Regions from separate parts of the Homo sapiens genome. Here region 2 is linked to region 1. A link is an interaction called in ENCODE POLR2A ChIA-PET data of the cell type or tissue named here. Cell type or tissue: PC-9. All regions are shown on one strand. Links, peaks and the distances in the headings refer to the core of each region. The heading gives the core; the rest is flanking DNA. Region 1 overlaps SLC17A5 (solute carrier family 17 member 5). Region 2 overlaps SLC17A5 (solute carrier family 17 member 5).

Region 1 (11,921 bases), core at 1-8,000:
TAACTGCCAAAAAATAGAAACATCAACTAATGAAAAAACAAATAAATAATAATATATCCATTCAATGGAATATTATTTGGCAATAAAAAAGGAATGAAATACAGATACATGCTACCAGAGGATGAACCTAGAAAACAGGCTAAGAGAAATAAGCCAGTCATAACAGATCACATATTCTATAAGAAATGTCCAGAATAGTCATATCTGTAGAGACGGAAAGTAGGTTAGTGGTTGACTGGTACTGGGAAAAGAGAGGGAATGAAGAGTGACTGTGAATGGATATGAGGTTTCTTTACAGGGTGATGACGTGTTCTGTAATTAGACATTTAATAGTTGCACAACCCTGAATATACTAAAAAATCACTAAATTGTACACTTTTTTAAAAAAGAGATGGGGTCTTGCTATGTTTCCTAGGCTCAAGTAATCTTCCCTCTACAGCCTCCTGAGTAGCTGAGCCCTACAGGTGCACTCCATCATGCCCAGCTGACTTGTACACTTTTATTTTATTTATTTATTTATGAGATGGAGTCTTGCTGTGTTGCCCAGGCTAGAGTGCAGTGGTGCAATCTCAGCTCACTGCAACCTCCACCTCCTGGGTTCAAGTGATTCTCCCGTCGCAGCCTCCCGAGTAGCTGGGATTACAGGCATGTGCCACCACGCCTCGCTAATTTTGTATTTTTAGTAGAGACCGGGTTTCACCATCTTGGCCAGGCTGGTTTCAAACTCCTGACCTCAGGTGATCTGCCTGCCTCGGCCTCCCAAAGTGCTGGGATTTCAGGCCTGAGCCACCGCGCCTGGCCTACTCAACATTTTTGAGGTCTCTATATGGTCCTGAATTATATTATTCCATAATAAACATCCACCAGATTTAACTTATATTTCCCTAATCATGGACACCTGGGTTGCCTCCAACTCTGTCACAATAAACAGTGTGGAGTATACGCTTTCTTAGGGACTTCAGCAAATCACTCTGGGACATATACCCAGATGTGGGGCATATATACAGGGCCAAAGGACACATTTTTATTTAATTCAAATACAAACATTTTGCTTTCTGGAATGGGTTTGCCAGTTTATATCCCACACTCACTCCCTTTGTGGACAAGAATTTTTGTCTTCCCACATCCTTTGCCAACACTTAGCATCAGGTTTTATAATTTTTTTTTTTAGATGGAATTTCGCTCCTGTTGCCCAGGCTGGAGTGCAATGGCGTGATACTGGCTTACTGCAACCTCCGCCTCCTGGGTTCAAGCGATTCACCTGCCTCAGCCTCCCTAGTAGCTGGGATTACAGGCGACCACCACTACACCCAGCTTTTTTTTTTTTTTTCTGGTATTTTTAGTAGAGACAGGTTTTGCCGTATTGGCCAGGCTGAGTCTCGAGCTCCTGACCTCAGGTGATCGCCTGCCTCGGCCTTCCAAAGTGCTGGATTACAGGCGTGAGCCACCATGCCCAGCCATATTTTCTAATTTTTGCCAATCTGATGGATCTAAAGTAATATTTCATTATAGTTTAGTGTGCATTTCTTTTCTCCTTTCCTTTCCTTTTCTTTTTTATTTTTTGAGACGGAGTTTTGTTCTTGTAGCCCAGGCTGGAGTGCAGTGGCGCCACCTCGGCTCACTGCAACCTCCGTCTCCCGGGTTCAAGCAATTCTCCTGACTCAGCCTCCCTAGTAGCTGGGATTACAGGCGCCCACCACTACGCCCGGCTAATTTTTGTATTTTTAGTAGAGACAGGGTTTCACCATGTTGGCCAGGCTGGGTTCGAACTCCTGACCTCAGGTGATCCACCTGCCTTGGCCTCCCTAAGTGCTGGGATTACAGGCGTGAGCCACTGTGTCTGGCCTTCTTTTTTTTTTTTTTCTTTACACATTTTTTCTTTCTTTTCTTTGTTTTATTTTATTGTTTTATAGAGGAGAGGGTCTCACTATGTTGCCCAGGCTGGTCTTGAACTCCGAGGCTTAAGTGTCAGCCTCCCAAAATGCTAGGATTGCAGATGTTACAGATGGGAGCCACCACACCCAGCCTGAAATATCTTCTTAGTGTTAAAAAAAAAAAAAAAAAGAGAGAAGTGCATTATAATAGATATTGTAGGCCGGGCGCAGTGGCTCACGTCTGTAATCCCAGCACTTTGAGAGGCCGAGGTGGATGGATCATGAGTTCAGGAGTTGAAGAATAACCTGGCCAAGATGGTGAAACCCGGTCTCTACTAAAAATACAGGCTGGGCTCGGTGGCTTACGCCTGTAATCCCAGCACTTTGGGAGGCCGAGGCGGGTGGATTACGAGGTCAGGAGATCGAGACCATCCTGGCTAACACGGTGAAACCCCGTCTCTACTAAAAATACAAAAAAATTAGCCAGGCGTGGTGGTGGGCACCTGTAGTCCCAGCTACTCGGGAGGCTGAGGCAGGAGAATGGCATGAACCCGGGAGACGGAGCTTGCAGTGAGCCGAGATGGCACCACTGCACTCCAGCCTGGGCAACAGAGCAAGACTCTGTCTCAAAAAAAAGAAAAATAAATAAATAAATAAAAATACAAAAAAATTAGCAAGGTATGGTGGTGGGCGCCTGTAATCCCAGATATTGGGGAGGCTGAGGCAGAGAATTGCTTGAACCCAGGAGGCCAAGGTTGCAGTGAGCTGAGATCGTGCCACTGCATTCCAGCCTGGGTGACAGAGCAAGACTCTGTCTCAAAAAAAAAAAAAAATTAGATCTTATATGGGTGATTTATTCAATATACAGACTTGAATTTCCTCTAACAGCATTCATTACTTCATACAAAACAGTTCTTTTTTTTTTTTTTTTTTTTTTCTGAGATGGAGTCTTGCTCTATTGCCCAGGCTGGAATACGGTGGTATCATCTCGGCTCCCTGCAACCTCCACCTCCCGAGTTCAAGTGATTCTCCTGCCTCAGCCTCCTGAGTAGCTAGGACTACAGGCTCACGCCACCATGCCCAGCTAATTTTTGTATTTTTAGTAGAGACGGGGTTTCACTATGTTGGTCTGGCTGATCTCAAACTCCTGATCTTAATGATTCTCCCGCCTTGGTCTCCCAAAGTGCTGGGACTATAAGCATGAGCCACCATGCCCAGCCCAAAACAATTCTTAAGCATTAAAAAGATCAGACTCTTTATCCTTTCCAGATCACTTTTAATATCAACAAAACTTCTGGGGAAAGTTCAAGTTTCAGACTGTAGAGTGAAGGCTATAAAACGTGCTTAACACAAGGGGCTATTTGTAGTGCTCTAAAGCATGATTGGGACCAGGATGCACACTTGATCGGAGAGGTGATAACACTGTTGGACATGTTAGCGTATTTCAGTTGTTTCTGACAGTGAGAGTGCTTAAGAAAAAGATTTAATACAATATATATGTATAATCCTACCCCTCTACCAAAGTCTAGACGATTATGGACTGAGAATGTGTATGAGGAAACTGATAGTTTCAATAGTTTTTTAGCTCAGTTGGGCAAAAGTGGCTTCTCACTCAAGCACAGGACTGGCAGTGATGTAACACTTCTAAGTTTCCGCCTCCCCCAACATCAAGATAAAGTGAAAGTAAACAGGCACTTGGAAAATTACTAGTGTTCTTCCTCCTCCAGGCACATAAGAAAAGGGGGCAGAAAATTCCTTACATTTCATTTCTTTTCAGTATTGCTTATGCTCACAGCTTTCCTTTGCACAGCTCCTAGAAATAATTTTCTATATTATCCTTTGAGAGTAAAAACTTTTATAATTGGCTTTTCTGCTTATGGTTGCTCTAAAAGGCAGAGGCATCTGAAAAGGCTTTGTGATCCATCTTAATTTACATGTCTATGAGAAAGATAATTTATTCTTTAACTGAAATTAAACATTTACCCCATGTCTCTTCTTCTGAGGCAGTAACATGCTTTTACTGAGAGGAACCAGGCCATTTCCTATAGTGGTCTTCCTGCCTTCACATTTAAATGTTACATCAGTCTTTTTCTGTTTGGGGGAATTTCTCTCTCTCTCTTTTCTTTTTTGTGAGACAGCGTCTGGCTCTGTCACCCAGGCTGGAGGGCAGTGGTATGATCTTGGCTCACTGAAGCCTTGACCACTTGGGCTCAAGCTATCCTCCCACCTCAACCTCCTGAGTAGCTGAGACCACAGGCATGCACCACCATGGCTGGCTTTTTTGTTTGTTTGTTTTGTTTTTGTGATAGCTTTGGTCCCAATATTTGGGGGAATTTTATTTTGAACATCCAGAGGGGAGATAAGATAATCTACTCTGCAACAAAGTCTAAACTCAGATATCTCTATTTCTGATTTCCTGAAAACGAAACAAAGGCTGAAGTAAGAAAGACATTACCATGGCTAATACAAACTGCTGTCTTCAGCGTTTGTCTCAAGTTCTTTCATAAACTGGACTCTCAAGGTCAGTTGGCACGCTTCTTCCCCATTGGATTTGCTTGTTGGGTGGATAATAATGCTTTTACATGAGAGGTTTTGAAGGCTGGAGCTTATAAACAAAAACGCTTGATAAATAAAAATGTGAGCTGCAGGAGAAAAGGGACTTGGCTTATTTCTTTTTTTTTTTCCACTTCCATGTCGTCGTGCAAAAAGCAATGCCTGGTACATAGTGGATGCTCAGTAAATACTTGTTGAATAACTGGGAGAAGTATTTTGCATATACAAAACTAAGCTACTCTCAAATACTTTCAAAACTATTTGCTAATAATTACCATTTATAACTTATTTTGATGTTAGCATATTTATTCATTAAAAGCTTGCACTACTGTTGACCTGGAGCCTTATTGAAAAAAAAAATTGAAAAGCAGTCGGCACATTTATTTAATTTTTTGGGTCAGCAGAAAACATATGAAAAAAACAATATATGAGATCAAAAATTTCTATTTATTGGCCAGGTGCTGTGGCTCACGCCTGTAATCCCAGCACTTTGGGAGGCCTTTGTGGGCGGATCACATGAGGTCAGGAGTTCGAGACCAGCCTGGCCAACATGGTAAGCCTCGTCTCAACTAAAAATACAAAAAGTAGCCGGGCATGGTGGCAGGCACCTGTAATCCCAGCTATTTGGGAAGCTGAAGCAGGAGAATCTCTTGAACCCGGGAGGTGGAGGTTGCAGTGAGCCAAGATCGTGCCACTGCACTCCAGTATGGGCAACAAAAGCGAAACTCCATCTCAAAAAAAAAATTATGTATTTATTTATTATTTTTTGAGACAGGGTCTTGCTCTGTTGCCCAGGCTGGAGTGGCTTGGTGTGAACATGGCTCACTGTGGCCTCAACCTCCTGGGCTCAAGTGATCCTCCCACCTCAGCCTCCTGAGTAGCTGGGACCACAGGTCTGTGCCAGCACACCTGGCTAAGTTTTTAGAAAATTTTTTGTAGAGATGGGGTCTTGCCTTGTTGTGCAGTCTGGTATTGAATTCCTGGGCTCAAGCAATCCTCCTGCCCTCAGCCTCATAAAGTGTTGGGATAACAGGTGTGAGCCTTTGTGCCTGGTCAAAAATATCAATTTTTAGTCTATTTAACTAAAGGGTTGTTATTTAATAAGCATCCTAAGTGAACTAAGCACATGTTGTTATGAGTGAGACCATGCTGAGATGAATGGAATGAACCCTGCCTTCAAGATGTTTGTGATGAATCTATTCCTGGGACAGACACAGACATGTGTTCATTAAGTATTATAAAGAAAGAGGGCCGGGTGCAGTGGCTCACGGGAGGCTGAGGCTGGCGGATTGCCTGAGCTCAGGGGTTCGAGGCCAGCCTGGGCAACAGGCTCTACTAAAAATTTAGTATTTTAGTCTCTACTAAAAATACAAAAAATTAGCTGGATGTGGCGGCATGGACCTGTGGTCCCAGCTATTCGGGAGGCTGAGGCAGGAGAATTTCTTGAACCTGGGAGGCAGAGGTTGCAGTGAGTGGAGATTATACCACTGCACTACAGCCTGGGCAACAGAGCAAGACTCTGTCTCCAAAAAAAAAAAAAAGGAGGAAGGGGATCAAGGAGTCAAGGAGTCAGAAGGAGCTCCAGGGAGGGAAAGGGCTGTGTCAGATGCATCTTTGTATCCTTGTTGCCTAGCAAAGGGTAGATACTTAGTATTCGCTGAATGAATGAAGAAATTCTCTCTTCCACATAATTGAGCCTAAATCCTTGAGTTTAAAATAAAGGGAAACCCCAAAATAAATAAATAATGTGGCACTTTAGTAGGTTAAAGGGAGACACCACATCTAGATCAGGGAGGGTGGAAGAAATTAGGGGTCATGAAGGAGGTGGCAAGGTTGAGGAGAGACCTTCCAGACCCAGGGAAGGAAATTAATAAAGGTATGAAGAGGAAAGGGAAGATGGAGAGAAGGCATGGGGAAGTGAAGCAGCCAGATCGCTGCAACAAGGCATGGCTCCCACCATAAGATAAGGGTAGGGTAGGCTGAACCTAAGGGTGAGGAGGGCACAGCTGCTGGGTGGGAGAGTTTACTGGGTAGGCCCAGGGAAGCCATGGGGCTCACCATAGGGGAGCACCTTAATCAGAGAGATTAGTTGTATTGGGACAATGAACTCAACACTGGTGGGAAGCTGGGATAGAAGAGGGCAAGACTAAAGGCAGTGATACCACTTAACTTTTCTACTCTAGGTGTAAACAAAAGCCACTAGACTCTTACTTAGGAGATGAGAGTGGGTTTTTTTTTTGTTGTTTTTTTTTTTGAGAAAGACTCTCGCTCTGTCACTCAGTCTGGAGTGCAGTGAGATCTCAGCTCACTGCAGCCTCGATCTCCTGGGCTCAAGTGATTCTCTCAACTCAGCCTCCTGAATAACTGGGGCTACAGGTATGCACCACCATGCCCGGCCAATTTTTTGTATTTTTTGTAGAGACCAGGTTTCACCATGTTGCCCAAGCTGGTCTCAAACTCCCGGGCTCAAGCCATCTATCCACCTTGACCTTCCAAAGTACTGGGATTTCAGGTGTGAGGCACTGTGCCTGGCCTGGAAGAAGGATTAAGAAAAAAAAAATTCCAGGCCGGACATGGTGGCTTACACCTGTAATCCCGGCACTTTGAAAGGCTGAGGCGGGAGGATCACTTGAACCCAGGAGACTAGACTGGACAACATAGTGAAACCCCATCTCTACAAAATACAAAAATTAGCTGGGCATGGTGGTGCAGACCTTTAGTACCAGCTAGTCTGGAGGCTGAAGTGGGAGGATCTCTTGAGCCTGTGGGGTAGAGGCTGCAGTGAGCTGTGATCATGCCACGCCCCCCAGCCTGGGTGACAGAGTGATACTCTGTTTCAAAACAAACAAAAAATTCCAGAGACATGAAAAAACTGAAATGGAAGAGCCAGGTGTTTTTTTTTTTTGTTTTTGTTTTTTGACGGGGTCCCCTTCTGTCGCCCAGGCTGGAGGGCAGTGGTGCGATCTCGGCTTACTGCAACCTCCATCTCCCGGGTGGAAGAGATTCTCCTGCCTCAGCCTCCCGAGTAGCTGGGAACTACAGGTCTGCACCACCATGTCCAGCTAATTTTTTGTATTTTGTAGGACTGAAGGCGGGTGCCACCATGCCCGGCTAATTTTTTTGTATTTTTAGTAGAGAAGGTGTTTCACCACGTTAGCCAGGCTGGTCTGGAACTCTTGACCTCAGGCAATCCACCCGCCTTGGCCTCCCAAAGTGCTGGGATTACAGGTGTGAGCCACCGTGCCCGGTCGGCAGGTGGTTGTTTTGGCACAGAGTAGGGGGTTTGGTGGGAGGCTAGGGAGGAGGAACAGAAATGACTTTGGGCCAAGCCTAAGTGACTGGGGAAATGTACTTTTAAGAGAAATATGAAGGTGGCAGGAACAGCCAGTTTTATTTAGAATGGGGGTGGGGGAGTGAGGTTGGATTTAAATAGTCTCAGGTGCAAGGAAGGATAGCCAGCTGGGGATGTCCAGCAGGTAGTTGAAAACCTAGCGGTGCCAGGCACGGTGGCTCACGCCTGTAATCCCAGCACTTTGGGAGGCCGAGGTGGGCGGATCACAAGGTCAGGAGATCGAGACCATCCTGGCTAACACAGTGAAACCCCGTCTCTACTAAAAATACAAAAAATTAGCCTAGCGTGGTGGTGGGCGCCTGTAGTCCCAGCTACTCGGGAGGCTGAGGCAGGAGAATGGCGTGAACCTGGGAGGCAGAGCTTGCAGTGAGCTGAGATCGCGCCACTGCACTCCAGCCTGCGCGACAGAGCGAGACTCCGTCTCAAAAAAAAAAAAAAAAAGAAAACCTAGCGGTGATTACACAACAGCTTGGGCAACAGGTCTTTTGTTTTTAAAACAATATATTTGGCCAGGCACGGCAATCCCAGCACTTTGGGAGGCTGAGGCGGGCAAATCACGAGGTCAGGAGTTCGTAGACCAGCCTGGCCAACATGGTGAAACCCCATCTCTACTAAAAATACAAAAATTAGCCAGGTATGGTGGCGCATGCCTTTAGTCCCAGCTACTCAGGAGGCTGAGGCAGGGGAATCGCTGAACCTGGGAGGTGGAGGTCGCAGTGAGCAGAGATCGCGCCACTGCACTCCAGCCTGGGCAACAGAGCAAGTGTCCGTCTGAAAATAAATAAATAAATGAAACAATATATTTATTTGAATAGGTCATACTGCCACATTTGGTAAAGTGAAAATTAATTGTCCTTCCTATCCCTAGTTGCTGATTTTATCTCTATAGAGGTAACCGTTGTTTGTGGAAAAATCTACTCAAACTGTGTTTTTTTTTTTTTGTTTTTTTTTTTTTTGTTTTTTTTGAGACTGAGATTCGCTCTTGTTGCCCAGGCTGGAGTGCAATTGCGTGATCTTGGCTCACCGCAACCTCTGCCTCCTGGGTTCAAGCGATTCTCCTGCCTCAGCCTCCCGTGTAGCTGGGATTACAGGCATGTGCCACCATGCCCGGCTAATTTTGTATTTTTTAGTAGAGACAGGGTTTCTCCATGTTGGTCAGGCTGGTCTCGAACTTCTGATCTCAGGTGATCTGCCTGCCTCAGCCTTCCAAAGTGCTGGGATTACAGGCGTGAGCCACCACGGCGGGCCAAATGTGTTTTTTTTCTTTTTCTTTTTCTTTTTTGAGACGGAGTCTCACTCTGTCGCTCAGGCTGGAGTGCAGTGGCGCGATCTCAGCGCACTGCAAGCTCCGCCTCCCGGCTTCATGCCATTCTCCTGCCTCAGCCTCCGGAGTAGCTGGGACTACAGGCACCTGCCACCATGCCTGGCTAATTTTTTTGTATTTTCAGTAGAGGTGGGGTTTCACCATGTTAGCCAGGATGGTTTCGATCTCCTGACCTCGTGATCCACCCGCCTCGGCCTCCCAAAGTGCTGGGATTACAGGCGTGAGCCACCGCGCCCGGCCCAAATGTGTTTTTTTCTTATCTCTCATTCAACAATAAACACAGAAGACTTCTGTGATTAAAAGGGTGTGGGTTTTTCCTCACACACCAACTAAGCAATCAGTTCTGCAACAGACACCGACTGGGTGTCTCCCAATTCAGTACTGACACTGTCTACCTGGAGGTAGCATCCGATTCCACAGGTTGAAGGCCCAGTCCCCAGGATTGCCCACCACTGGAGACACCAGTCCCAAGTCTAGGGTTCTGGAACTTGTGACCTGCTGGCTTCAAGTTGAGGTTTTCACAACTGCCTCTTTTGGTTCAATCGATTTGCTAGAGTGGTTCGAAGAACTCAGGGAAACACTTATGTTTATCATTTACTATAAAGGATATTACAAAGGACACAGATGAAGAGATGCACAGGGCAATGTCTGGGGAAAGGGATGAGGAACTTCCATGCCCTCTCTGGGCGTGCCACCCTCCAGGAACCTCCATGTGTTCAGCTATCAGTAGCCTCCCCAAACCCTGTCTTATTAGGCCTTTTATGGAGACTTCATTGGATAGTCATGATTAACAACCATGTAGAAATGTGATTGGACAGAAAGGGTGTGATCTAACACTAATAGACTCAGAGGGAAACCCACCAAGTCCTGTCCAGATTCTTCTTGGCCTCTCTGTGCAGCATTCCTTCCTCCAGGGTATGGAGAGGACCTCTTCTCAAACGTGGGCATGGGGTCTTATGACCTACAGTCCAACAAGGTAGGCCACATAATTTTTTTTTTTTTTTTTGAGACGGAGTCTCACTCTGTCACCCATGCTGGAGTGCAGTGGTGCAATCTCGGCTCACTGTAACCTTCACCTCCCGGGTTTAAGTGATTCTCCTGCCTCAGCCTCCCGAGTAGCTGGGACTACAGACGCCCGCCACCACGCCTGGCTCATTTTTGTATTTTTAGTAGGGACGGGGTTTCACCATATTGTCCAGGCTGGTCTCGAACTCCTGACCTTGTGATCCGCCCGCCTCAGCCTCCCAAAGTGCTGGGATTACAGGTGTGAGCCACCTCCCCAGCCACAGAATTTCTTTATGACCAGTTCCAAGACAGAAAGGTGGGGGAAGATTCCTGCCTTGGGAGAAAAAGCAGCAGGTGAAAGGAGGAGAGGAGAGGATCAGAAAGATTCTGTTTCCTGAGGCTACTTCTAAGGGCTAAAGGCGCTCAACATAACAAGAGCTACGGGAGTTATGAGCCTCGAACCATGGATGAAAATCTATATCTGTATCTATATCTATCTATAAAATCACACACTGTTTTCCAGTTTCTTGAGTATTATCTTAGAGATATTCTGTACACTTGTGATTTAATGTCTCCAGGAGACTTCTGTATTTTTATTTAAGGACTAGAGAAGACGTGTGTATCTCTGAGATAGAAGGAAAAGAATAAGGGGAGAGACTGAAGAAGTAAATGAAAGAGGAGCTCCTAACTGGGCGTGATAGCACATGCTGTGTAGTGCCAGCTACTTGGGAGGCTGAGGCAGGAGGATCGCTTGAGCTCAGCTTGGGCAACAAAGCAAGACCCTGTCTCAATTATTTAAAAAAAGAATTACTGAAGCAAGTCCTTAGAGGAGGTGGGAGAGAGAGAATCAGTGTAGTGTGGGCATATGCTATAGCAAGAAGGACTGACTCTATTCAGAGCTAGGAAGGGCAGGTTGATGGCAACAGAGATTTCTGATGCTGTATCCCTTAGGAGGCCCAAGTTCCTCGGCTTTGTGGTAGCAGAAATGTGTGTAGAGAAGACGATGGCTCGAGCAGGATGCAGAAAAGATGTCAAAGAGTCACTGTGGACACTAGGAAACATCACAGAACTGTCAGATCCAAAAATCAATTCACAAAGGTTTATTTTGATGATTTATAAAAGAAACATTGCCATAGCAATTTAAAGCTATTTACAAATTTAAAAATAAATGTACATAAATGTATTCACATCACATTAAACAGTTTTAAAATATTACACGTAGTGTTGAACACAAAACATAAACTAAGTTTTAAGCCACATAGGTGTTCTGAAAGCATGCTCAACAACCACAGCCACTGGAGGATGGTCCACTGGAAAAATATGATTTCAGGAACCAGAAGTAAAGATGATTACCCTAGTCTCAGGTGATGTGGCCTTTAAAAGTCACTTTAACTTTAAACTGCAACACAAACTTAGATGAAGACAGACTGAACAAACAGTGAGAATTAATTAAAAAAAAAATTCTCGTGTAGCTTAAAAACATAGAACAGGCTGGGCACAGTGGCTCATGCCTGTAGTCTCAACACTTTGTGAGGCCGAGACAGGAGGATCGCTTGAAGCCAGGAGTTCAAAACCAGCCTGGGCGACAAAACGAGACCCCATCTCTACAAAATACAAACGAACAAAACACAGCACATAGAAATTTATACTGTGATCCATGTGAGAGTAGATTTAAACCAGGATGATCTTATTTGTGATTGACTGGGCATCGCACTTTTCTTTCTTTATTCTTTTTTTTTTTTTGAGTTGGAGTCTCGCTCCATCGCCCAGGCTGGAGTGCAGTGGCGTGATCTTGGTTCACTGCAACTTCCAC
Region 2 (10,970 bases), core at 1-8,000, 50 kb after region 1:
GAGTGCAGTGGCACAAACACAGCTTACTATACCGTTGACTTCCCAGGCTCACTCAATCCTCCTGCTGCAGCCAGCCGAGTAGCTGGGACTACAAGTGCATAACCTCATGCTTGGCTAATTTTTAAATTTTTTGTAGAGATGAGGTCTCGTCATGTTGCCCAGGCTGGTCTCAATTCCTGGGCCCAAGCAATCCTTCCATCTTGGCCTCCCTAAGTGTTGGGATTACAGATGCGAGCCACCACCCCTGGCCAAGGGAAAGCTTTTTAAAAAATTTAAACAAACTCAAAAGTTTTATCAGTTCTGGAAGATCATGATAAAAATGAAATATTGGAGAAAGCAAGCTGTTACCCATCAATGTTGAGAAAATGACAAAACATATCAAGTTTTACATGGCAACATCTGTTTATAATGTGTTAAATTTTTTTTACCTGTTCCTTAAGGGGAAAAAAGTGGGTAACTCAATTAACATCAGGTAGGACTCTAAACTTTCAAAGTAACTTAACTTATTTATTTGAGACATGGTCTTGCTCTGTTGCCCAGGTTGGAGTGCAATGGCTGATCATAGTTCACTGCAACCTTGACCTGCTGGACTTAAGCAGTCCCCTTGCCTCAGCCTCCTGAGGAGCTGGAACTGCACTTGTGTGCCACCATACCCAGCTAAAACTTTCTTTTTTACTTGTATTAATTTTTTTTTTTTTTTTTTTTGCTGGGAAGACTCAGACCCAAGTAACCTTGGATATGAGCTCTCCACCTGGTTAAAACTTTATTACAGTGCTGATTTCTTCTGTTTCTAAGTTTTTGCCAATCTTTGGCAAAGATCAAGACAGGTCATAATTCTTAAAGTTCAGCTGCTTGTAGAGACATTTATAGCAAAATAAAAAACTTAAAAAGAAATGTTAAAGAGTACATTTTTCCTTCTTTTTAGAGATGGGGTCTCGCTATGTTGTCCAGGCTGGTCTTGAACTCCAGGGCTCAAGAAAACTGCCTGCCTTAGCCTCCCAAAGTGCTGGGATTACAGGCGTAAATCACCATGCCCAGCCAAGACTAAGTTTTTAATTTTACTGCCTGGTTATATTGTATATAAATATTTAAAATATCAATCTTGGGCTAGGCACAGTGGTTCATGCCTGTAATCCCAGCACTTTGGGAGGCCAAGGTGGGAGGATCGCTTGAGGCCAGGAGTTCGAGACCAGCCTGGCCAATAAGGTGAAATCCCGTCTCTACTAAAAATACAAAAAATTAGCTGGGAGTGGTGGCATGCACCTGTAATCCCAGCAACTCAGGAGGCTGAGGCAGGAGAATTGCTTGAACCAGGGAGATAGAGGTTGCAGTGAGCTGAGATTGTGCCACTACACTCCAGCCTGGGTGAGAGAGCGAAACTCCGTCTAAAAAAAAAAATAAATAAAATAAAATAAAATATCAATCATGACAATTTAATAGGAAAAGTCTTAAATATTTTATGTTCTTAAACTAATAAAGTGACTTTGAAGCCAACAAGAATGCTGAAAACAAACTGTGTATATTTTAATCTTTCCTAATGTTTTTATGTTCTTCTTTTATTCTACTCAAAAGGCAAACATTTTGTTTCCATGGTTTGAGAATTTAGTATATTGAATTATTATAGATTTTTATTTGTGATTTGCCTTTGTGCTCGATTAAGTGATTGAAATCTGGTTTTAATAAGATATAAACTTTTTTCTAAAGACCTACTCTAGAAGAGCAAACAGATGTATATCATATTATAATATTATATCATAATAAATGTGCTGTTCTCTTTCTTTAATGACACTCATTTAAAATATAGATACAGGTCCAATATCCCTTGTCTGAAATGCTTGGAACCAGAAGTGTTTTGGATTCTGGATTTTAGAATATTTGTATCACGTACCTTCCCAATTAAGCATCCTAAATCTTGTTTTTCTTTTCGAGATGGAGTCTTGCTCTGTCACCCAGGCTGGAGTGCAGTGGCACGATCTCAGCTCACTGCAACCTCTGCCTCCTGGGTTCAAGGAATTCTCCTGTCTCAGCCTCCCGAGTAGCTGGGACTACAGGTGTGTGCCACCATGCCCAGCTAATTTTTGTATTTTTAGCAGAGATGGGGTTTTGTCATGTTGGCCGGGCTGATCTCGAACTCCTGACCTCAGGCGATCCGCCTGCCTCAGCCTCCCAAAGTGCTGGGATTACAGGAGTGAGCCATCAGGCTGGCCAAGCATCCTAAATCTTAAAATCCAAAAATCTGAACTCTGAAATGCTCCAATGAGCATTTCCTTTGAGCATCATGTGGGTTCTCAAAAACTTTTGGATTTCAGAGTATTTTGGATTTAGAATTTTCAGATTTGGGATGTACAACTGTATAAACACACTAGTTGGTTTTCTAACAACTAATGGTCAGAATGAGAATCCTTTCATGAATAACACATTTTATTTTCTACTAATCAAGTGGAAAAAACAAACTTAAGACTCATTTGATAATCACTACACTAAAAGGTTTTAAAATGACTTAAAAATATTTTTTATAGTTTATAAAACTATACTTTCTATAAAAAATGAAAGAACTGAAATTCTTCAGACAATACTTTGTTCATATTTATGTATTTAAAATTTTTTTTTAAATATTTTAAATGTTTTGTAGAGAAAGGGTCTCACTATGTTGACTAGGCTAGTCTCCTGACCTCAAATGATCCTCCCACCTAGACCTCCCCAAAGGACTGGGATTACAAGTGTGAGCCACTGCACCCAGCCAGACAATACTTTGGATGTTCATTTCATTTGCCTATTCTACTTTGTCTAGAGCATGCACAATAGGAATATATATTTTTAAAAACTGATATCTTAATTCTGAAGAAAAAAAGTTTCTGACATTATTTTTAAAATGTGTCAAAGTCCATACCTGATTTCTTAATGATGAAAGAATGTATTCCTTTTCATAATGGGAAATTCTCTTGTGTTTTTGTGGTGTGTCACTAACTAACCAGATCCACAAAAGAAACCAAAATATTCCAATAGTACCTTAAAATAGAAAAATAATAGTTAGATAAAATTAGAATGTACCAAATAACAAACAAAACAAAACAAAAACACAAAATTAGAAAGCACCAACAACAATTTTTACATGTCTTGAAAAAATTATGTAACTATAAATTCAATGTAAAACTGACTTCAGTTTGGATTCAATTTCAAGTTTCTCTCAATTCTTTAATGGGATAATTGCTATAACTGTATTATTGCTTATACATTTTGAAGAAAACAACTTTTTTTTTTTTTTTTGAGATAGAGTCTTGCTCTGTCTCACAGGCTGGAGTGCAGTGACGTGATCTCGGCTCACTGCAACCTCCGCCTGCTGGGTTCAAGCAACTCTACTGTCTCAGCCTCCTGAGTAGCTGGGACTACAGGCACGTGCCACCACGCCTGGCTAATTTTTGTATTTTGAGTAGAGATGGGGTTCCACCATGTTGGCCAGGCTGGTCTTGAACTCCTGACCTCGTGATCCACCCGCCTCGGCCTCCCAAAGTGCTGGGATTACAGGTGTGAGCCACTGCACCCAGCCAGAAGAAAACAACTTTTAACCACATGACTTTGCCTATCAGGGTCTACCAGACAAATCTTTTTGAAGATACATTTCCACAATCTACATATTTCCAAAGGTGTCTGTTTTTGTTAGTTGAGTTTTAAATTTTGATTGCAGATATATTTCTTGCATGACATGTCTATGTGAAAATCTAATTTATTAAAAATGTGTATCATGCTGCCAAGGAAATTGAGCAATAAAATGCCTTGGGACTAAGTAAAAAGAAAAAAAAAAAAAAAACATTAAAACTACCAAGTGAGAACATCCTACTTTGCTTGAGAAGAAATTCAAAATACCTAAGATAGTGATTTTTTGATAGCAAATGTACTATTTAAGTACAGGATCAACAGTCATTTCTACTGAGAAATATTCCAAAACTAACATCAGCTCGTAACTCAAATAGGTCAAGTAAATCATACCAACTTGAAAAACAGGTTATCAGGAAGTGTTTCAGAACTGTGGTTCAGTGATTTGGAAGATATATTTTTAAAACATTATTAGGCTACTATTATTACATTTTGAATTTGTTACATTATAATTTAGTTAAAATTTTAAACTTACCAAAAAAGTAGAAGACATAAGTCCAATTCATATAGTAGCAAATTATTCCAGAAAGAGGAAGAGAAATTACTGTCCCAAGCTGTGCTCCTAGAACAACACATAAGACTATTTTATAAACTTTGGAGAGAGAAACAAGGATAGGACAGACAAGTCTACTGCTTACAGAGGATGGGTAACAGGCTGGGCACAGTGGCTCATTCCTGTAATCCCTGCACTTTGGGAGGCTGATGTGGGTGGATCACCTGAGCCTAGGAGTTTGAGACCAGCCTGGGCAATATGGCAAACTCCTATCTGTACTAAAAATACAAAAATTATCTGGGTATGGTGGTGATGCACGCCTGTAGTACCAGCTACTTAGCTACTTGGGAGGTTGAGGTGGGACGATCGCTTCAGCTGTTGAGGCTGCAGTGAGGGGCGATTGTGCCACTGCCTTCCAGCCTGGAGTGAGACCCTGGCTCAAAAAAAAAAAAAAGGCTAAAATGTGGTCCCATAGAAACAAGATTAGAAAAAAGATATAGAGGTAGTATAACAGGACAAGCAAAGGAATGGAAGTAGTAAAGCAGAGAGTAGGCTTGGGAACTTCATTTGGGTAAAGGAAAGGAAAAGCAGATAAAGCTGGAAAAATAGGTTGGACAGTTGAACAGTTACTGAGTACCTACTCCATGCTAGGCACTATCTGCCAGAGATATAAGGCTAGCTGCAACAAAGTAGTGAAGACTGTAAAGAATCTTGCCCCTAGTTCAAGGAGTTTGGGATTTATTCAATAGGTAAAAGGGAACCTTAGATAGTACCTGTTCTTGAACCTATCATCAGATTTCTCATGTCAATCTCAACATAGCTGCAAGAATAATCTTCTTAAAATGTAATTGAATCATGCCTCTTAAAAAACAATCTACATTTTTTCCTGTAGCCTGTAAGACCTGATATAACCCGGCTCTTATCTCTTTCTCTAACCTCATCTTATGCCATCATCCTCCTTACTCACTGAGTTCTAGCCATCCAAGGTAGTTTTCCACTTCTTTTAACCCTTATGTTATTTCTTGCCTGAGTGCCCTCGTACATGCTGTTCTGATTGGCTGAAATGCTCTTCTCCCTGCATGAATGGTTTGTTCTTATCCTTCAGATTTTAGCTTAAAAGTACCACAGAGAGGCCTTTTCTCAACTACTGTATTTAAAAAGCAGTCCGGTGGAAAAATTTTAATTTAGTCAATGAAAGAAAGGCTAGAATTTCTTATGCAATCTGATAAAATTATAATTCACATATATAAAACTCATGTTATCTCACCTGTAGATCAAAATGATGGCAAATAAAGATGCAATAGAAAAAAGATGCATGAAGAGAGGGGTTGAGAATCATGATACATTCATTAGTTAATCAAAACAGAAATCACAATTTAAGGACAAAAACACTCAATTTTCTAGCTACTGGCCTTTTTTTTTCTTTTTTTTAAATAGCATCTCTAAACAAACAAAAATAAAATTTAAAACCCCCAAAAAAGTAAACAGAAAAAGAAAAAAAATAGCATCTCTATACCAATATCTGAAAACACAACATACTTTGAAATAGATGATGGCAGATGGGGAAAATGACATTAGTCAATTAAGCTGCATTACTATAAGTTGTTGAGCCAAAGAGAAAAATTGGTAATAAAGTTATACTACCGAAACTTAATGTTCTCCCCAAAGGGGCATCCAATCCAACATTGCATCGTTCTGGTATGCAGGCCCTTTTTCCCAAAGGTTGATATATACATAACATATTACAGCAAAATTTGGTAATTGTTATCTCACCTGCATATGAAATGCTAAGAAGTTTGCTTCTTTCAAGAGGGGGAGCCCAAGAAGACCACATGGCATGCATGGCTGGAAATGTAACACCCTGAGAGAAGGGAACATGATATTTCTGATGAAATGTAAGGTAGTTTTGTTAATGCTTTAAAGTAAGTTAAGTATTTTGCTACAAAAGCATTTTCTGGATAAGAATCAAACGAATCAGGTTCCATGAAATGAGAAATTTTTACAGTGTTAAGTGAAAATATCTTATAATGAAGTACTTTCAGAATTTGAGGCTGGGTGTGGTGGCTCATGCCTGTAATCCCAGCACTTTGGGAGGCCAAGGCAGGAGGATTGCTTGAGCCCAGGAGTTCGAGATCAGCCTGGGTAACGTAGTGAGACACCATCTCTTAAAAAAAAAAAGTAAAACTCCCCAAAGATTCATGGATTTTGGAACTGGTTTTAAGACAACAAGATAAGGGTTACAATAAATCTAAAATAATTGTACTGAGTGAGGACATAAAGGGATCTTGCTCAAGGTTAATTTTACTCATTCACTTTATTAATCACCTGAATGAAAGGGAATATTACTAACTTATAACTTTAAAAAATACTGAGCTAATATTTTGGGATACTGAAAAAAAATTCAAGCTGACAATCAACCAGAAAAACAGTCCTATTAAAAAAAGGATGAATTCAATTAGCATGTTTACAGCCTTTCTTCTTTTTTTTCCTGTGATAACAAGCCTAGTAGATGCCAATTACTGACACGGAGAGCTAACAGGATGTGGAAACAGGGAGTTTCATAGAGACTGGGTAAATGAGGAGATACCACAGGACAGTGAGAGAGAACGGCTCTCCTTGGACACTCTCTGTGTCACTTCAGAAAGATTAGTTAACCTCCCTGAACTTCAAGGCGGTTGCATAATTGTTGTAAAGATAAATGGTAACTAGTGCTATTATTAGTGGAGAGAAGAATAAATGTTTTAATACTTTGTACTTTCCGCTGACTCTTTCAAAAACAAAAACAAAAGGAATTAAAAAAAAGTAATACCAATGGAAGGCAAAGATGATTTAGGTACATTGCAAATCAATAAGAATCTATATGATGGAGCATCCACAGGATGAGTCATTATAGAAGAAAACTTGAGATGTTTGGAAATGCCCACAGAGATTATGTTGTAGAAAACTTTATTATAAAACCTAGGGACAATGTAGGTATATTTATGGTGAATCAGATGGTAGGAATGCAAGATAGTAATCTAAGTGTCCTTTATGAATGAGGAAATGCACCTGTGATACATATTGAAGGGATGAAGAAGGACGAGAGAACCTGAGTATAAATACAACTTAAATTCTATTTAGTTGTTGGCTGGACACGGTGGCTCATGCCTGTAATCCCAGCACTTTGGGAGGCGGAGGCAGGTGGATCACTTGATGCCAGAAGTTCGAGACCAGCCTGGCCAACATGGTGAAACCCCGCCTCTACTAAATATACAAAAATTAGCCAGGCATGGTGGCGCATGCCTGTAATCCCACCTACTTGGGAGGCTGAGGAAGGAGAATTGCTTGAACTCAGGAAGCGGAGGTTGCAGTGAGCCGAGATCATGCCACTGCACTCCAGCCTGGGCAACAGAGTGAGACTCCGTCTCAAAGACTAGAAAAAAATAAATAAATGAATAAATAAAATGTCACCTGAGATAACAGTGGTAATATGATCAATATGCCGTAATGTTAAATTAGTGGCATAAACTGGAAGTAAAATATGGGAATACATTCAGCAAGGAGATTGAATACTAGGATCAGAGAAAATATGCTAGATTTAAGTATATTTTACTTTGTCAAGAAGAACAGGAACCTGGTAATAGAGGAGTAATTTTAATTTTGTGATCAGGAAGGGTTTACTTAATGGACCTCTACTGATAAGAACAAAATAAAAACATTCAGATGAATGAAAAATCTTTTAATAGTACCTGGCAATTTCCAAAGTATTCTAGCAATCCTTATCACATATGAATTTTATATCTAATCTGTGACTGAAAACAGGGAAGGTATTTTAGTCCCAGTTTAAAAAATGATGGGACTGAGATCTAGAGATTAGAGCTTACCTAAGGTTTCACTGTTAGATACAATAGAGCTATTATTCAAACTCTGGTCCAGTGTTCATTCCAACAGCATGATACACTGCTACTTAAAATAATCTTCATCCTCTACACCAAGCCCAGTGGCCATTATCTTGCTTGAATTAAAGAAATGCAAGAGAGCAAAATACACCATTCCCTGGATTTCAGAGGTAGAAGTTCGAAGTTATAAAGGAAAAGTGAAAATTATTAAGTATGGGGGTACACATGATGAAATACAAAAGAAAAGTGGGAAGGAAAAGAAAGACAAGAATCAAAATTTTAAAAAATGATAAAACTATTAAGAGGAGGGAAATAAAAGAGGCAAAAATCAATAATACTTCTAAAAAGAGCAGAATCATAGAACTAAATTGAGATAGTTATATAAAATCATAAAATATTTGTCTCTAAGTTACAAGACCAGAAAAAATAAAAGAATAAGCGATAAAAAAGAAATTAAATGCAACTCAACAGTCTATTGTGTAAAATGTGCTTCAGACTTGGGCATCAATGATAGAGCAGAGTTTAACGGTGGCAAGAGCACAAGAGGTAAGGATGGTCAATCTTAACCATTTTTTTTTCTTTTGAGATGGAGACTTGCTGTCGTCCAGGCTGGAGTGCAGTGGCGCGATCTTGGCTCACTGCAACCTCTGCCTCCCGGGTTCAAGCAGTTCTCCCACTTCATCCTCCCGAGTAGCTGCAATTACAGGTGTGCACCACCATGCCCGGCTAATTTTTGTATTTTTAGTAGAGATGGGGTTTCACCTGTTGGCCAGGCTGGTCTCAAACTCCTAACCTCAAGTGATCCACCTACCTTGGCCTCCCAAAATGCTGGGATTACAGGCATGAGCCACCACGCCCGGACTATCTTAACCATTTATTAATGGTTTATTTTCTTCTCTCCTAAAGTATGAGCTATGAAGTCTCTTTTGGAAAAAAGTTTTCTCTGGTTTTTGAGTAAAGGTTCCAATTTCGGGGTGCTCCTACTAGAGACCTCATTTACCACAAACAAAATCTATTCAGGTAATTTTCTAGTTAGTCCTTTCTCTAAAAAATAAACCCCTGTTATCATCCAACGTTATTTTTTGGTTCATATTCATACCAAAGAATGACATCTTTAAGAAGAAGAGAAGGAGACACACGGTAAGAAGTAAAACAAGAGAGAAAAGAAAATTACCTCTCCTAGTCCTTCTAGTGCTCTGAGTACAATGAGTGGTCCAACTCCTAAATCTGCAGCAATGGGAGTGAACAGGGTGAGGACAGCAGTGCCAAGGATCCCAAATCCTAGCAGCATTTTCCCCCCTATTTTGCTGGCAACATATCCTCCAGGAATCTGTGTGATGATGTAGCCATAAAAAAAGGAACCGAGAATCCATCCTTGAGTTTCTGCATCCCATTGGTACTTCTTACCCTACAAAAATCAGAAAAGAATAAAACAATCCTTTAAGACCTTCACAGAGCAGCTCTTTTCTCTTACTGGCATGTAAGTACATATAAATGAGATTTTGAACCACTATTTTGGACTGAAGAACATGCAAACTTTCTAGTAGGTGGGTGAGTCATAACAATATAGATATACAGTATTTAGAAGTGAATGAAAAAGAACTGACAGTCGTAAACTTCAAGAAGGCTTGCAATTTTATAAAACTAGACTGCAGGATGAGCTGCCAGAAGCTTTATAATAACTATGACCAAGAAGGCTCACAAAAGAATCACAAAAAAGGCTTGGGTATCTCTGAGCCTACTATGGCTCGGGAGGCTGCCGCCCCCCCGGCCCTGCCTCCCCCTCCCAAAAAAAGAGTCACAGGCTTAATCCAGAAAGCTATTAAGCAGAAAACTGTAGTGGCTGAGCTAGGCTTTGGGAACCAGGCTTGGTTTTAATCCTAGCTCTATTACTTACCGAATGTGTGATCTGGGAAGAGGAAATGAAATAGGCACATAAAATAAGGCTTGATGTACAGTTAGTGTTCACTTAGTGCTGGCTATTAACATGCATAAATGTAGATATTAATAATATCTCCCCATTTCAGACGAAGCACTTAAACAAGCACATGGAACAATTCCAAAGAGCAAGAATTTAAATCAAGCCACAAACTTCATGTGAATAGAACCTGTGTTTTCATTAGTAACAGCACACAGCAAGGTACTAATGAAGATTTAGTGACTGATCTGAGTATCTGACATTTTTAATGCAGTGTAGCTGTATAACAAAGCCAACATGTCAAGAACCATTCCGGGATTTCTTTCTACTGCTGATATAAGGCAGATGAAGATAAGTAGCAGGGTCAACAAAAGCACTTTGCAAAGAAAAAGACACAAAGCAAACTCTTACTTTTCCTTATTTAGGGTACCAATTTGCAGTTTATCTGTGGAATTCTAGGATTTCATGTACATTCCAGCAGTATTGTCCCTGAAGGTCACAGGTTGGAGTGGAGAAAGTGAGTGATGTGTACCCAAATGTTACTCAGCAACATTATTAAAGTCAAATATAAAGATTTTCGGAGAGATTTATTTTGTTTAGAGAGAAACCCTCTTTCCTGCTTGAATGCTCTGCTTGTGAATGATAGAGGAGATTCATCTAAGTATGAACTAGTATCTTCGTGAGCACTGAAAATGGGTGAAAATTTATTTATTTATTTATTTATTTATTTTTAAATTTTTTTTTTGAGACGGAATCTCGCTGTGGCCCAGGCTGGAGTGCAGTGGCGCGATCTCGGCTCACTGCAGGCTCCACCCCTTGGGGTTCACACCATTCCCCCGCTTCAGCCTCCCGAGTAGCTGGGACCACAGGCGCCCACCACCTCGCCCGTCTAATTTTTTGTATTTTCAGTAGAGATGGGGTTTCACCATGTTAGCCAGGATGGTCTTGATCTCCTGACCTCGTGATCCATGTGCCTCGGCCTCCCAAAGTGCTGGGATTACAGGTGTGAGCCACCGCGCCCGGCCAA

The links. Peaks named below come from ENCODE experiments on the same cell type or tissue, not always from the same donor. Only the 100,000 strongest peaks of a DNase experiment are listed, where the experiment ranks them.
Region 2: POLR2A ChIA-PET joins it to region 1 with 6 read pairs; 15 of 35 experiments call an interaction of 5 or more read pairs at or near these places.

What each region holds. Positions count from the first base shown.
Region 1 is chr6:73,582,186-73,594,106 of GRCh38, forward strand. SLC17A5 (solute carrier family 17 member 5) reads right to left here. Exons shown (of 11, transcript NM_012434.5): 11 at 11,194-11,921. Among named protein-coding and RNA genes, the nearest start is that of EEF1A1-AS1, 65 kb to the left of the region's middle. RefSeq lists an enhancer at 1-99. In PC-9, for the core only: no CTCF peak of the experiment used is centred there; a DNase peak (open chromatin) is centred at 3,536; H3K4me3 peaks cover 1,476 bases; H3K27ac peaks cover 3,692 bases.
Region 2 is chr6:73,632,492-73,643,461 of GRCh38, forward strand. It overlaps SLC17A5 (solute carrier family 17 member 5), which reads right to left. Exons shown (of 11, transcript NM_012434.5): 3 at 9,200-9,433; 4 at 5,921-6,008; 5 at 4,130-4,216; 6 at 2,891-3,009. Among named protein-coding and RNA genes, the nearest start is that of SLC17A5, 16 kb to the right of the region's middle. RefSeq lists enhancers at 4,430-4,599, 7,806-7,975, 9,370-9,539, 9,778-9,947, 10,277-10,446. In PC-9, for the core only: no CTCF peak of the experiment used is centred there; DNase peaks (open chromatin) are centred at 3,980 and 7,150; H3K27ac peaks cover 3,693 bases.